Regions from separate parts of the Homo sapiens genome. Here region 2 is linked to region 1. A link is a contact called in ENCODE Hi-C or POLR2A ChIA-PET data. All regions are on one chromosome and are shown on one strand. The core of a region is the stretch at or near the end of the contact, and the rest is flanking DNA. Distances in the headings are between cores, read along the strand shown. Region 1 overlaps LOC105374945 (a long non-coding RNA gene). Region 2 overlaps LOC105374945 (a long non-coding RNA gene).

The links. Hi-C counts contacts between places; a loop is a spot of excess contacts on that map. ChIA-PET counts read pairs that join two places held with the same protein, here RNA polymerase II (POLR2A). Pooled maps may share reads with other maps.
Region 2: a map of GM12878 shows a loop between it and region 1 (5-fold over the local background). The contact joins two enhancer-like sites. A Hi-C loop is called at or near these places in 8 of 168 maps with a recorded cell type or tissue (CD14-positive monocyte, GM12878, endothelial cell of hepatic sinusoid and 3 more), 31 of 37 single-sample maps with no recorded cell type and 14 of 50 pooled maps. POLR2A ChIA-PET finds 5 or more read pairs at or near these places in 15 of 52 experiments (AG04450, B cell, CD8-positive, alpha-beta memory T cell and 9 more).

Annotation. Positions count from the first base shown.
Region 1 is chr6:14,875,924-14,879,281 of GRCh38, forward strand. It overlaps LOC105374945 (a long non-coding RNA gene), which reads right to left. Exons shown (of 5, transcript XR_007059473.1): 3 at 1-347. Among named protein-coding and RNA genes, the nearest start is that of JARID2-DT, 370 kb to the right of the region's middle. RefSeq lists enhancers at 782-1,282, 1,063-1,252. Within about 2 kb of position 1,353, at least 13 of the 41 ENCODE cell types and tissues checked have a DNase peak (open chromatin) inside an H3K27ac peak, as active enhancers do; they include B cell, CD14-positive monocyte and GM12878, where a contact is called at or near this core.
Region 2 is chr6:14,909,549-14,912,832 of GRCh38, forward strand. All of the region lies in intron 2 of LOC105374945 (a long non-coding RNA gene), which reads right to left. Among named protein-coding and RNA genes, the nearest start is that of JARID2-DT, 330 kb to the right of the region's middle. RefSeq lists enhancers at 1,075-1,134, 1,825-1,884. Within about 2 kb of position 1,268, at least 11 of the 41 ENCODE cell types and tissues checked have a DNase peak (open chromatin) inside an H3K27ac peak, as active enhancers do; they include B cell, CD14-positive monocyte and GM12878, where a contact is called at or near this core.

The DNA of each region.
Region 1 (3,358 bases), core at 103-2,602:
GTAATGAAGTGTTAGGCCACAAAATACATTACCTCCCAGGAAAGCCCCTTAAACTCAGGCAAAATTCTCTCTTTATTTACTCACAGTATTTCACCAGAACTTGAAATTGTTAAAAAGTCTCTAACCAATGACACCACAGGAATGGCCCTTGGACAAGTTCTTGGTCAACCTCTGACAAACAACAGGGTGGACAGAAAAGAAAAAAAATGCACAAACCTATTTGCCAGGCCAGGTGAATGATGAGGTTTTTGTTGTTGTTGTTTCCATGTATTTGGCAGATGGTTACACCGTCATTTCTCTTCCTTTTAAAAGCTAATTCCAAATTTTCCTCTCTAGCATCCTATCACCTGAGGAAGCATGAAGACTTCAGGTGGGGGAGGAATTCAGCACCGATCGATTTTCCTTTCCAATTGGTTTTTTTAATGCAATTGATAATAACCAAAGACTTAAAAAGCCAAAAAGAAACTAATTTCAAAATGATCTCATCTTTCCACCTTGAAGACATATCACTTAATTGGAGACTCTCAAACAGAACCACACATCTGTTAACATTCCTGCATTTCCTCTATTGATTACCACAGGTCATTCCATTAATAGGAAATGGGCGAGCCAGGATATCACACTTTAATTTTTATATCATAATAGCTTGAGGATTAAGAGGAGGCCCATTTAGGAAAGGAATCACCCCAGGAAGGGGCAATTAGGAAAAGAGCAAAAAAGAGTTATCTTGCTGACCTTATCTCTATTAATTATGGAAAGTTCTCTCTCTCTCTCTCTCTCTTCAATTTTTATTTTTCTTTTTTTATGGAGATGGGATCTTGCTATGTTGCTCAGCTGGTCTTGAACTCCTGGGCTCAAGCAGTCCTCCTGCCTCAGCCTCCCAAAGTGCTGAGATTATAGGCATGAGCCACCGCACCCAGCTTCTTTCTCTGTCTCCCCCAGTCTCTCTCTCTCTCTCTCTCTCTCTCCCCTCTCAAGAGCTAATAAAACTAGTAAACAGAAAAGCCAAAGAAACTTAGGCTGCTCATGAATATTCATCTGAGGAAGGCTTCTGTCAATAAGGTGCATGGTGGGAGCTGGATTCTTCCCCTCTTCACCTAGGTTGACCAAGGGGGACATGAAGGAGCCCGTGCAAGCTCAGCCTGGGCACCCACCCATGGAAGGACAGCAGCCTCCAGGGCAAGGTCAAGCAGGAGAGGCCCCAGTCAGATTTCGATATTGAGAAGTACAACCATTTTGTGCTGTTTAAAAATACGGATGTGTAAAACCAGAGCGTAGTCATTCTTTGACATGCTGTGTGATTTTCCTACACAAATCAGAGCTTTAAAAGCCTTGGAGGGGATAAATGGAATCACAGGGCGAGTACAACAGGATACGGTGAGTCATTTCAACTTCCTGCTAAACATGAACCCTACAAAAGCTTGATGTGTCTCAGATTTTTTGCTGGGGGTTTTCCTCCTCGATTCAACCTCGGGTTTCTATGGCTTGCTCCTTCCTTCTTTTTATTTCTTTCTATGCATCACATTTGTCCTAGATCCTTCTCGGTCTATAAATAACATCATTGTGTCATGCTGGACACTGGGTTTTAAATGTCAGCATCCTGTGCGCAGCCTTACCCCATGAGATAATATGGTTTTTCTAACTGCATTCCTACAGCACTGAACTAACTGAGGTGTTCAGCTGCTAAAAATTTTCTTAAATGGTGACATTTTCATAACCCCAGGGTTAGGGGATGGGATTAAGTTAATGGATAGAATTTTCTAGAATTTTCTCAATGTTAGGCTTTTCTCCAGTAGACTTTTTTTTTTTTAGGTTTGTAGTTCTTGTGACTTCTTAAACAATGAACAAAAAGAAAAATGAAAAAGGAATGAATGTTTCTCTTGACGCAAAGAGGCAAGAATAGGATTTTTTATATTTCTGAATTAAATTTATTCTGCTTCTGATCCCCACCTGCCTAGCTGGTAGGAAATTCAGTCTCAGTCATTATTGAGGCTTCCTTCCCCCGCCGTGGCATTGTGAGTGCTATGTGGTACCAGGACTTGAATATGTGAGGAGGGAAGGAATGTACCAGGAGGTTGAGCTGTGGGGGCTGCCACTGTGGCCAACAGTCCCTCTCTCTCTGCTTCTGTTGAGCACTGGTTGCCTGGCAAGATCAGCACATCCTACTCTGAAAGAATTCAGGGAGCCCCCATGTAGCCACTGTGTCCACAGATACACCCATGGGACCCCCACCCTAACCCTACAGGCAACCTGCCACAATCCTCAGGAGGCACTTGGCACAAGAGGGACTGTCTGGGAGGAAAAACTTTTCCTCTACCCTCTTAGGTGCGGTGATTGGGGATGTGCAAACTAAACTGGCAAAAGATAGATGAGGACGAGAAAAAAAACAGATTATAATTGTATATGTACACACTGGAATTCACAAAGACTCAAGGAGTCTCAAGGAGGTGGTTAGAATTCAGGGCTTATATGCTACCCTATTAGGGGAAGGGGAGGGGCAGAGGGGCACTTCTGGGAAAACAAATGACTACTTAGAAATGGAGAAGAAATGGCACTTAGGGAAAACAAATGACTTTTTAGAAAGACAAATGTGCCCATAGGAGAATAAAAGGGAAAAATGATCTTTTTGTAACAATATCTGTTTGACTGTGGTACCAATTTCTCATTTCCAAGAAGAGAAGATTAGAATTGCTTCCAAGGAGGGGATTTATAAAAACTGAGTTCTTTTGGGAGGCTCTGCTTTTAGGCAGATAAGAGATTTCATGAACTCAAATGCCTTCAGCTCAAAATAATTTTTTTATGCCACCTTGGCTTATTCTAGACCCCTTCAGGGCCCAGGACCTCCCATGTTTAGAGATCCCAAAGCCAGTCCTGCTCTTAATTTCATGGACTCCCCCACTCCTTACCCACCAACCCAATTCAATTTCTCAACTGTGAACATTTTCTTTCATCCCTTTCCTTTCCCAGAAGGCCCAGTGTAATCCTACTCAAAGGGCCTTTACAACAAATATCAGGTGGAGTTGTCTTCTGGGTACCAACAAGTCATGCTTTGGTCTTATAAGACAAGACTCAGTTTCTCAGGAATGAGGAAGGTGAAAATACAACAGGGAGAACAAAAACACATATCTCAATAAACTGCCTGTCAAAAATATCAATGGAATGACTTAAAAACATGACTGTACTTTGGATATATGTATTTTTCTATTGTAATGTTTCATTGCATGCCCGCACATAACTTTCAGTCTCAATCATTGTTGGGGCTTCTTTCCCACCTCCATGGCATTGTCAGAATTGCTGGTATAATTATTTTACATTTATGGCCAGACACGGTGGCTCACACCTGTAATCCCAGCACTTT
Region 2 (3,284 bases), core at 18-2,517, 34 kb after region 1:
AACAACAACAAAATATAAATGGATGCTAAAAATAATGGATAATAGTTTGTTGAGAAACAGAATACTTGTATAGTCTGGAATTATCTCCCCACATTGTACTTATTAATTGCAAAGGGAAAAATAATAATTTTACAATATAGAAACCTGGTAGACGAATAAAGTGATCAAAATCTATCCTCTATAATGAGACAAACTGACATTATAAGTCTTCTATATAAAACACTGAGAAGTGCTTTAAATCTTTGATATAAAACATGACCCTGACCAGGCATAGTGGCTCACACCTGTAATCCCAGCACTTTGGAAGGCCGAGGTGGGTGGATCACCTGAGGTCAGGAGTTCGAGACCAGCCTGGCCAACACGATGAAACCCTGGCTCTACTAAAAATACAAAAATTAGCCAGGTGTGAGGGAAGGTGCCTGTAATCCCAGCTACTCAGGAGGCTGAGACAGGAGAATCACTTGAACCTGGGAGGCGGAGGTTGCAGTGAACAGAGATCATGCTGCTGCACTCCATCCTGGATGACAGAGCGAGACTCCATCTGTTCTGTAGATCTGAAATTAGTTCAAAATGTAGATGTTTAGGAAATAAATTAACTGAACCCTGATTCATGGATGTATTATGATTTTCTCATTGTATAGACCTGACACAAATTAGGTACATTCTATGGCACATCTCATTTAGGGAAATTAAAGGGAAAAAGGTACATTCGGGAAAAGGTGAGCACAGGGATGAAGACACCATCTCCATATCCCTCGGCTGCTTCATTAACAGCCTGTTATTTTACAGCGAGGCCAGTGACACCTTGTCTATGCTTGAGTTTTCTCCACAACACAAGCAAAGTATGATGAACAGTATGATGCGGTACTAGCTCCACAGTACCATGGGAACTAGCTAGAGATTTCTCACCTGCTCCTTCATGTAACCTTTTGGCTTTTTGTTCCTGTCCTCTATTTATGAAAGAAGTAAAATGATAAGAAAGCATGCACAGTTTGTGATAGTGGATTAGCAGGTCACAAGCAGGTCTGTCTACCCTCCTTCCAGGACATCCGAGTTTCACCTTTGAAATTACAATGGTGGATCTGTCCCCTCCCCGATCTAACATTTTAATGTCCTCCTTTAGGCTTTAGACATCAGTGTCCAGACGTCCTATGAGTGGAGTCTCCAGCACCCACAGAAGTGGCTCCCTGTTGTCCCTGTGGTTCCCCAAATGTCACTGCTCTTCCCCAGCAAGAATTTGGCCGTGGCTTGATCCGAAGCAGCTGTTGCATGGCGCAACAGTGCAGAACAGTTTGGGACAGGAAGTGAAAGAGACCACATCCTCTTGAAACTGCAGGGAAAGTTTATTAGGCCTCGTATCATGGCTTCACATTGTTAGGAAGTGGCAGTTGGACTCTCCTCTGCCTCAGGAGTTTGGATGAGGCATTGGTCACTGTGTTGTCTGCCTCTTGACTTTCATCTGGAGAAGAATGCCAATGCCTACCCCGGCGCTTGACCAGAAAACTCCTTAGACAGTCACTCTGAAGGCTCCTAGAAAGTGAAAATCGTGAAAACGTATTGAAGGCCTGCTATGCCTCTGTCTGAGCACTTAAAACACTTAGAATTTGAGAATCCTGGAGCCACTTAAAATTGGCCTTGGAGTCTGATATGGTTTGGCTCTGTGTCTCCACCCAAATCTCATGTCGAATTGTAATCCCCAGTGTTGGAGGAGGGGCCTGGTGGGAGGTGACTGGATCATGGGAGTGGATTTCCCCTTTGCTGTTCTTGTGAGAGTGAGAGTTCTCACAAGGTCCGGTTGTTTAAGGGTGTAGCATCTCCCCCTTGTCTCTCTTCCTCCTGCTCTGGCCGTAGAAGACGTGCCTGCTTCCCCTTCCCCTTCTGCCATGATTGAAAGTTTCCTGAGGTCTCCCCAGCCATGCTGCCTGTACAACCTCTGGAACCATGAGCCAATTAAACCTCTTTTCTTTATAAATTACCCAGTTTCAGGTATTTCTTTATAGCAGTGCAAGAACAGACTAATACAGAGCCCATTTCACCCAATCTGACAATCTAGTTGCAGACAAAACATACACACTAGCAAATATCCTTGCAGTTCCAGGCCATGAATTTAAGAAGTCAGATGTACGGTAGCAGTCGTTAAGTGCAGGAGGCACAGGAAAAGCTGTGATTATGGAAATCTTAGGACTGCCCTCCTATACCCAAAGAGAGGAAGGTGAGGAACCCTGTCCCCAAAACCTTAATTTCCAGAACAAGCCCTCCACCTGAGGAAACAGGAATTAACAGGCAACAAAGATAAAAGGGGAGATGGGTTCAGGGTCTTAGGGCTAGGGAAGGAGAGGAGCAGGTGGCAAGTTGAGAGGGAAGGTTTAATAACATGAGATTGCCTCGGTTCAACAAAGAAGCTCCTAATCTCGAAGCTGAGTCTCTTACACATGTGAGTTTTTAATCAGAGGCCCCAAAACAGTAATCAATCTGTAGTTTCCACCAACACAAATGAGACGCATGGGAAGGAAGGAAGTAGGAAAGAAGTATTGCTTTGTTTTTGGTTTGTTGGGGCTTTTTTCTTTTCTCCTCTGGTCCACCTAAATCGGTTTGTGTGCTTAGCCCATTGCCTGAGGTATTGTTTGCATTGTCTTTCTCCTCTAGCCTCCCCCAGCTACCATCCCCTTCATCTCACATCCAAAGCTCTGGATGTGGGTTCGATAGGAAGATGGCAAACACCAGCATGTACCCTAGATCAGACATAAGGAGTAGAGCCTGTCTGGCAAGCCACCAAGCTTGGCTCTCTTGGAGGTTCTGCAAAGGGAGATAAAATGTGCCTTTTGCAGTGAAATGTTTGTGGACTTTGTATCAAATTCATGGTGCAGACATCTCTGCGGGGCAGCCGGACACAAAGCAGAATCCCCGGTCCAGCTCACTGCCAAGCCCCACCTCCCACTGCGCAGCCCAGGACGGTGCAGCCCTGGCCTTCGGTGCTCACCAGAGCGGAAGAGAGCTGCTACGGGGTCTGGACATGGGGGCTGTTACCTCCCCACACACAGTGGTCAGGCAGGTGGTATGTAACAGAGGTCCGCAGGCATGGCCTGCCACCATTGCCTGCAGGCTTTCCACTTTACGTTAGCCCACATGCTAGTGATCAGCCAGTCCATGCAGTTTGGGGTCCTCTGGTTTTCAGCCTGCATTGACTTATAATCTTCCTCATTTCTGAAGCTGAGTTAACAGACTCCCTCTGGAATGCCCACAGGTTCCTGCAACCACACAGTCTAGGGGTAAACCCTTCCCAA